Regions from separate parts of the Homo sapiens genome. Here region 2 is linked to region 1. Evidence: chromatin loops called from intact Hi-C (ENCODE). Cell type or tissue: PC-3. All regions are shown on one strand. Each heading gives the region's core, and the rest is flanking DNA. Links, peaks and the distances in the headings are about the cores only. Region 1 overlaps CMSS1 (cms1 ribosomal small subunit homolog). Region 2 has its middle 29 kb from the start of TBC1D23.

The links. A loop is a pair of places that touch in the nucleus more often than their neighbours do. Peaks named below come from ENCODE experiments on the same cell type or tissue, not always from the same donor. Only the 100,000 strongest peaks of a DNase experiment are listed, where the experiment ranks them.
Region 2: a loop joins it to region 1, with 6 times the contacts of the local background. A loop is called at or near these places in 1 of 110 quality-filtered maps.

Annotation. Positions count from the first base shown.
Region 1 is chr3:100,104,921-100,109,322 of GRCh38, reverse strand. All of the region lies in intron 1 of CMSS1 (cms1 ribosomal small subunit homolog), which reads right to left. All of the region lies in intron 1 of FILIP1L (filamin A interacting protein 1 like), which reads left to right. Among named protein-coding and RNA genes, the nearest start is that of FILIP1L, 7.4 kb to the left of the region's middle. In PC-3, for the core only: no CTCF peak of the experiment used is centred there; DNase peaks (open chromatin) are centred at 1,892 and 2,622; H3K4me3 peaks cover 325 bases; H3K27ac peaks cover 3,235 bases.
Region 2 is chr3:100,229,631-100,234,032 of GRCh38, reverse strand. No RefSeq gene overlaps it. Among named protein-coding and RNA genes, the nearest start is that of TBC1D23, 29 kb to the left of the region's middle. In PC-3, for the core only: no CTCF peak of the experiment used is centred there; a DNase peak (open chromatin) is centred at 2,152; H3K27ac peaks cover 1,482 bases.

The sequences.
Region 1 (4,402 bases), core at 172-4,171:
TGTGGCTCTATATTGAGAGAATCCCACTTCAAACTTCAACCAGCGTATCCTGCTTTGGTGTTGTATGGAATTCTTGCAGATTTTCATTGAAAAATTTTTTTTTAGGATATTAAAACACACAAAAGAAAAAGAACCCTTAAAAAATGATTAATAGAGTCCAACCACCTTGATTTACAGCGGAAGAATTGAGGCCTGAGAAAGTTAGTGGCAGAGAAATATGCTTTTTTTTTTTTTTAAGAGACAGTTAAAAACGATCATCCTGTAGAACCCAGAAAACTCAACTCTGTTCTTGTATAATACCGACTGTCAAACTGCATTGAAAAAGCCATGGGACCAAAAACTACGCAATAAACTCTAAGTACCTGCCTTCCAAATGCCATGTTGCGAAACTGGCCAGAAGCTGCTGGCTTCTGACAGATACACAGTTACAAGGGAATATGATCTGATTTTAGTATTCAGATAGACATAGCAAGCCTACTGTTTGTCAAAAACAACAGCCACCACAACCACACGCTGTGCTGAGCATGAGGTGTACCACAAAAGAAGACCCAAGCCATGTTTGGAAGGGGCATACATTTGTTCATTTGCTTACTTAGTTATCTAACAAACAAACGAGTGCCAGACACTGTCTTGGGTCCTGTAATCCAATGTTGATCTCGGAATTGTAACACAGTAGCATCTAGATACAGGGCAATGCCCAACCACTAGAATACAGTGAGGACTGTTTGAATTGAATACATGAATATCAAACAAAATCAGAGTCAAAACCAGAATGTACCACAATGCATTTAATGTCTAAGGGCATAGATTTTCCCAGATGGCATCACTGGCTTCTAATTCCATTTCAGTGTGTTCCTCAACAAGTTACCCTCTAAAGCCTCATGTTTCCTCAGCCATAAAATGCAGATAAGAATTGTACCTGCCTTGGTAAGTAATAAGCACAGTTAGTGACACATAAGTGCTCAATAATGAGAGGCTGTTATTATCATTATCATTAATATAGAAAACTCCCACTATGGTGCTATACCTTGGATCTATAAAAAATAATCAGTCTTGACAACGTGGTCAGTTCCTTCTGAAAGGCTGAAAAATGCTACAAGACCTAGTTAGATTGCACACAGACACAAAACTTTGGATTCCCTGGACCGAATTAAGAAGCCATGGGCTAGAAATGTCATCTATAAATAAAAGGAACTAGCATTTGAATCATGTATTTTCTTTGGGACCCTAAGTTAAGAACCAGTGCTCTAGAGTACACATCCACGGACAGGTATGAATTTAAAATGCCTCATTTCATGGTTTTGGCATTAAGAAAAATCCCAGAAAATTGATTATTAAATGTAAACCAGAAATTTTCTTGACCGATGTTAGAAAGGTAGAAACATCCTTTTCCCTTCCCTGAGATTCTCTGGCCCTAAGCAAGTAACTTTTTTTTTTTTTTTTTTAATTCTCTTGCTCTCTTCTACCATAAAATATAAATCATGTAATGAAGATTCCATAATCAAAAAAGTGTTAGTTTATGGCCTCACAGTCCAGAGGATTCTGAGGAGACAATGAAATTTCTAAAAGTGCAAAATTATTCCATAATGGGAAATGACTCTTCCTGTCTAGCAGTAATTATTTATGTAATACTACCTTGGGAGAATGTTAACAGTAGAGCGTTAAATTACTCCTTTTAAAACAAGGAATTTCCAACAGGGTTTTATTTGTTCTTTCCTAATTTAAAAAGACAGCATTTATACTCACAAGACTGCAAGTTTTACTAGCCTATCGTTTAGTGGTTAGGTTAGTTTCAGAAAGACTGTACTGAAGCATTAAATACCTGCCAAATGTGCGGAAGGAAAGCTCCAATTCAAATCATGACACACCCGTGGATTCATCACTCTCAAAGTAAACAAAGTGTTCAGAAATTCTACCAACAAAGTGTCAGAAGAGGCTATAATGCTTACTGAAGGGAGAAAAACTTTAGTTTACTTAAAACCCACATGCACTTTGTCATTTTCCCAGATGGCATCATAAAACTGCAATCATGACCTAAATAACCTAGTTTTTTCAGCATAGAATTCTATTATTATATTCCCATCTACATCTGGACAGTTCATCTTTAAAAGGCAATTTCAGTTGAAAAGAGAACTCAAAAGGTCCAGCTAGGTCTAGTGGAATTAATCTGTATATAAAACAAGGATTTTTTTTTAACTGTATGGAAGAATATAAAGATTTTCACCTGTACCTGCAGCACTAAGCATTTTGAACTGGTAGCTACAAATTTATATCTCTTGGCTGTGTAACAAAATCCATAAGTATTTATTCTTTGAGAGTTAGGTCAGACACACATTGGTGGCAAAATGCCAGTCACCACTGTAATGGGGCTCCCTTCATCTACTGACCAGAAAATATTTTTCTCAGAGTTTCCCTTAGCATACTTCTGTTATCTTATTAACTTTCTGCATATTTTTAAAAAGCAACAATATAACCTCTGGCATCTTAAATTTTCCAGACATATGAAAACATACTACAGGGATCAGGGCATTAGGTTAGGAGTAGTACAACCACCAGTTAGACACAATTTGAGTGAATCAGATGGGGTATAACTCATCTAAAGCATTCAAAAGGAAGCTTACATTTACAGCAGGAAGGTGAGCAACATGCTTTAGGCCAGGTGAGCATGCATATGCTTCTGGATCCTACAGCCCTTACCAGGGAAACACAGTTAGAGAAAATGATACCCACACATGAAGGCAGATCTTTTTCAACTAAGAAATCATTCTCCAGCTCTCAACCTTTCTTTGGGTAAAGAGTCAAAGTGGGGTTTCTGGGTGCAGTTTTCAGATGGGTGGCTCCAGATCATCTGCCACCATTACCCTCATTTCTGCTGGAGTCCTTCTTGTCCCTGGGGCCATATCTTGCATAATCCTGAGATTAATAAATCTGGCTAGATGGGAGGGTCCTTGGAACAGATCCAGATTAGGTTACATGTAGAATCAGTCATGCCTAGGCTGGCCTGGAAGAGGACTGAGCTTTCAGTCTGACATTATCATCTGCAAGTGTAAATCCCTGGAGAGTATTCCACAGCTGGAAGCTTGCACCTCTGCTCATAATGGTATCCTGGCTGTACTGACTTGTTGCTGCATCCTTTTGATAAGTCAACCTCTTCTGATTTACTATGTGGTATCTGTATCTGATTGTTCCATCAATCCTAGTCTACCATTGACAGTAATATCATATTTTCTCCATATGCTATACACAGCACATATGGATATTTTATTTAATTGAAACCCCTAGGAGGTATAATCTGTCTGTCTTGACTTCTAGACTCCCAGGCACAACTTTCTGTCCACACCATCTGATGGTGAGAAGCTATGTGAATTGAATGACTTCCAAGATGATGTTTCTAAGTTTGAAGTGAGAAAAGAAAGCTCATTGATTAAAAAAAAGTTTTTGTTTGATAAACAGAGAACTTACAACTCCTTTCAAAAAACTACTTGCATCCCAGGAGGTTAAAAGCCTGAGTATGAGGTATGCTATTTGGAGAAGGAAGAGTGACAACAGTAAGAAGCATGGGCTTCTAAAAAGGAAACTGATCTTCTGAAATGTCTCCTGGGATTGCATCAGCTTGACCTAGCAGTTGTTTTTCATTTCTACTTTCCAGACCACCTTTGTGTAAGAATTAATGACCTTCCCTCAGCCTATTAACTCAGAATGTCATTAATCTCTAGGAAATACCTTATCAATTCTGCTTAAAGGGTATATGAGAAGTGCTATGTTTTCGGTTAATCTTATAGCCCTTTAACCACCCTGTTCAATGATTACTGAACCTTCCTGGAAGTCCCTTTTGCCCCAGAATTAGTTAACATTTTAATAGCAGTCTTACTTGTAAGCTATGAAATTGTTAGATACGAATTGCAGTTGATTCAAAAGAAATGCCTTCCAGGGAGCCAAACTGAGTTGTGAGAAATATGTGTCTAAAAAGATATTACTAGTCCAAATTCCTATTGCTCATGTCTTTCCTGAGTACTTAACAAACTAAATATTGCCACTCCCAAATCAGTATTAATGGTCAGCTTCAATTATATGTTATTTCAACTTTAAGCTCTGGTAGGAGAATACATTATCTACTAAATCAGCCTTGTCAACAGGCCAGAAAAATCTTTACAGGCATAAATGTTTGTATGCTGTTAGAGGAAAGTATATGAGACTTAAACAATGCTTACTTGTGAACACCCTTTCCAAGACTAGGCTAAGAGAACAATAGCTACACCTAAGTATAGTAAAAGAAACAATCTGTAAATGAAGATTCTTATATACATAAATCATGTCATGAGCAGAAAGTTAAATAAAGGCAGATACTTTTACAGAAAGATTAGAGTTAATGCATAGGTGAGGTTTTGGCTGTTACAGACAG
Region 2 (4,402 bases), core at 324-4,323, 120 kb before region 1:
CTCCAAGCCAGTTGTTCAACAGCCTGTGGTGTGTCCATCCTACCCTTTCCGTCTTCAGCCCTTCTATTCATAGTCTTATTACATATATTTGAGAAGAATTTAATGGACATTTTCTCTTTATTCCTCCATATGTGCAAAAATAAAAGACTAACAGTTGAGCAGATTGGTAGAGTGTATACTAATGGGTGCATAGGAATCACTGGGGTATTCTAAAGGCAGATTTCCAGGCCTTGTTCTTAGAGACTTTGATTTGGTAGCTCTGGCCCAGGGCCTGGGAATCTGCATTTAACAAGCAACTCAGTTGCTTCTGATAGACGTAGTTCTAGGACCTAATTTTGAGAAACTTCATTGTGCTGTAAACCCTTTAATGTATTCCCATTTAATAGCCATACACGTAATGTACAGCTTTGAAAGGAGGCAAATCTGTCCCTGGCCCCTTTCTTCATGCAGACAGGCATTACCAGCAGCTTTTTTTTCTTTTTAAATTAATATACTTTATTTTTTAGAGAAGTTTTAGATTTATAGAAAAATTGAATGGAAAATCCAGGGGGTTCCTAGACTGCTTAAAGAGTCCCCTATGCTGTACCTATTCATCTTTCTTCCCTCCCCCAAAGCCCTGGCAATCACTAATCTTTTTACTGTCTCCATAGTTTTGTCTTTTCCAGAATGTCACATAGTTGGAGTTATACAGGATGCAGCCTATTCAGATTGGCTTCTTTCATTTAGCAATATGCATTTAAGCTTATTTTGTGTCTTTTCATGGCTTGATAGGGTGTTTCTTTTTATTACTGAATTGGAAAAAATGGAATGAATAATATTCCTTTGTATGAATGTGCCACAGTTTATCAGTTCACCTATTGAAGGACATCTTGGTGTTTCCAAGTGTTGGCAATTATAACTAAAGCAGCTATACACATTCATGTGTAGGTTTTTGTGTGGACATAAGTTTTCAACTCATTTAGGCAACCAAGGAGCACAATTGCTGGGTAGTATGGTAAGATTAGCTTTGTAGGAAACTGCCAAACTGTCTTCCAAAGGGGTTGTAACATTTTGCATTCTGACCAACAATGAATGAGAGTTCCTGTTGCTCTGCATGCTCTCCAGCATCTGGTCGCATAGTGTTTTTGTTTAGCCATTCTAAGAGTTATGTAGTCACATCTCATTGTTATTTTAATTTAAAATTCCCTAATGACATATGATGTTGAGCATCCTTTTTTTTTTTTTTTTTTTTTTTTTGAGATGGCATTTCACCATGTTGCCCAGGCTGGTCTCAAACTCCTGAGCTAAAATAATCCTCCCGCTTCAGCCGCATGAGCCACTATGCCTGGACAGCAGTTTTAAATTGTAATGAAGTCCAACTATCAATTTTTTTTCATGGATCATGATCTGATGTTGTGTCTAAAAACTTATCACCACTAAACCCAAGATCACTTAGATTTTTTCCTCTGTTATCTTATGTGAGTTTTATAGTTTTCCATTTTACATTTAGGTCTACGATCCATTTTGAGTTACTTTTTGTGAAACTGTTCTTTTCAAAGGGAAATACTGAGTGACTCTAGCATTGCCGGCACCCTCTTCTCCTCCAACTTTTCCCTCCTACTTTTTTTAATAGAAAATTTAAAACACATACAAAAATGGGGGGAAAACAGTATAATGAACCTCCGGGTAACAATAGTCCACCTTCAAAAAGTCCCAACATTTTACCAATTTTATTTAATCAATTACCCTATCAGCATTTCTTTATTTCTTTGTTTTTGCTGGAATTTTTATTTATTTATTTTTTTGAGACGGAGTCTTGCTCTGTTGCCCAGGCTGAAGTGCAGTGGCGCAATCTCGGCTCACTGCAACCTCTGCTTCCTGGGTTTAAGTGATTCTCCTGCCTCAGCCTCTCAATCAGCTGGGATTACAGGTGCCTGCCACCACGTCTGGCTAATTTTTGTACTTTTAGCAGAGACAGGGTTTCACTGTGTTGGTCAGGCTGGTCTCAAACTCCTGACCTCAAGTAATCCACCCTCCTCAGCCTCCCAAAGTGGTGGTATAACAGGCATGAGCCACGGTGCCCGGCCTGCTGGAATTTTGTAAAGCAAATTCTAAACATCATCACTTCACCCATATATATTTCAGTACAAGCACACCTTGGAAATAGTACAAATTTGGTTCCAGACCACTGTAATAAAGCAAATATTACAATAAAATGAGTCACACACCTTTTTTGGTTTCCCATTGCATATAAAAGTTATTTTTGTGCTATACTGTAATCTATTAAGTATGCAATAGCACAATGTCTAAAAAATGTATATACCTTAACTAAAAAATACTTGATTGCAAAAAAATGCTAACAATCATCTCAACCTTCAGCAAGTCATACTCTTTTTGCTGGTGGAGGGTCTTGCCTCCATGTCGGTGGCTGAAGACTGATCAGGGTGGTGGTTGCTGAAGGTTGGGGTTGCTGTCATATTTTTTTTTTTTGAGACAGAGTCCCACTGTGTTGCCTAGTCTCGAGTGCAGTGGCGTGATCTCTGCTCACTGCAACCTCTGCCTCCCAGGTTCAAGCGATTCTTCTGCCTCAGCCTCCCGAGTATCTGGGACTACAGGCGCGTGCCACCACACCCGACTAGTTTTTGTATTTTTACTAGAGACGGGGTTTCACCATATTGGCCAGGCTGGTCTTGAACTCCTGACCTCGTGATCTGCCCGCCTCGACCTCCCAAAGTGCTGGGATTACAGGCGTGAGCCACCGTGCCCAGCAGCTGTCACAATTTTTGAAAAGAAGATGACAAAGAAGTTTGCTGCATCAATGAACTCTTCCTTTCATGAAAGATTTCCCTGAAACATGTGATGCTGTTTGACACCATTTTACTCACAGTATAACTTCTTTCAAAATTGGAGTCAATCCTCTCAAATCCTGCTATTATTTTATCAACTAAGTGTAGGTAATATTTTAGCTCCTCTGTTGTCATTTCAACAATGTTAACAGCACCTTCACCAGGAGTAGATTCCATCTCAAGAAACACTGTCTTTGCTCATCTATAGGAAGCAATTCATCATCCATTCAAGTTTTATCATGAGACTGCAGCAATTCAGTTCCATCTTCAGATTCCACTTCTAATTATAGTTCTCTTGCTATTTCTACCACACCTTCAGTTACTTCCTCCACTGAAGTCATCTGTGAAAGCTGGAATCAACTTCTTCCAAATTCCTGTTAAGGCTGATATTTTAATCTTCTCGCATGAATCATACATGTTCTTAATGGCATCTAGAATGGTGAATTCTTTCCAGAAGGCTTTCGATTTACTTTGCCCATATCCATCAGAGGAATCGCTATCTATGGTAGCTATAGCCTTACAAAATGTATTTCTTTTTTTTTTTTTTTTTTTTTTTTTTTTTTTTTGAGACAGGGTCTAACTCCCCTCACTTAGGCTGGAATGCAGTGGCACTGTCATTGCTCACTGCAGCCTCGACCTCTGGGGTTCAGGCGATCCTCCGACCTCAGCCTCCGAATAGCTGGGACTACAGGTGCATGCAACCACACCAAGCTAGTTTTTGTATTTTTAGTAGAGACAGGGTTTCACCACGTTGCCCAGGCTGGTCTTGAACTCCTGAGCTCAAACAATCTGCTCATATCAACATCCCAAAGTGCTGGGATTACAGGCATGAGCTACTGTGCCTGGTCACAAAATATATTTCCTAAATAATAAGACTTGAGAGCCAAAATTACTCCTTGATCCATGAACTGCAGAATGGAGTTTGTGTTAGCAGGCGTGAAAACAACATTAATCTCTGTACATGTCCATCGGAGCTCTTGGGTGATCAGCAGCATTGGTCAATGAGCAATAACATTTTGAAAGTGATTTTTTTTTCTGAGTAGGTCTCAACAGTGGGCTTTAAAGATTCAGTAAACCATGCTGTAAACAGAGGTGCTGTCATGTAGGCCTTTTGTTTCATCTATACAGCACAAGCAGAATAGATTTGGGATAATTCTTAAAGGCACTAAGATTTTCAGAATAATAAGTGAATATTGGCTTCAACTTAAGCAGGTGGATCACCTGAGGTCAGGAGTTCAAGACCAGCCTGGCCAATATGGCAAAACCCCATCTCTACTAAAAATACAAAAATTAGTTGGGTGTGGTGGCAGGCACCTATAATCCCAGCTACTCAGGAGGCTGAGGGAGGAGAATCACTTGAACCTAGGAGGCAGAGGTTGCAGTGAGCCAAGATCATGCCACTGCACTCCAGCCTGGGCAAATGAGTGAGACTCCATCTCAAAAAAAAAAAAAAAAAAGTCATCAGCTGCATTAGCCCTTAACAAGAGAGCCAGCTAGTCCTTTGACACTTTGAAACTAGGTATTGATTTCTCCTCTCTACCTATGAAAGTCCTAGACAGTGTCTTCTTTCAATAGAA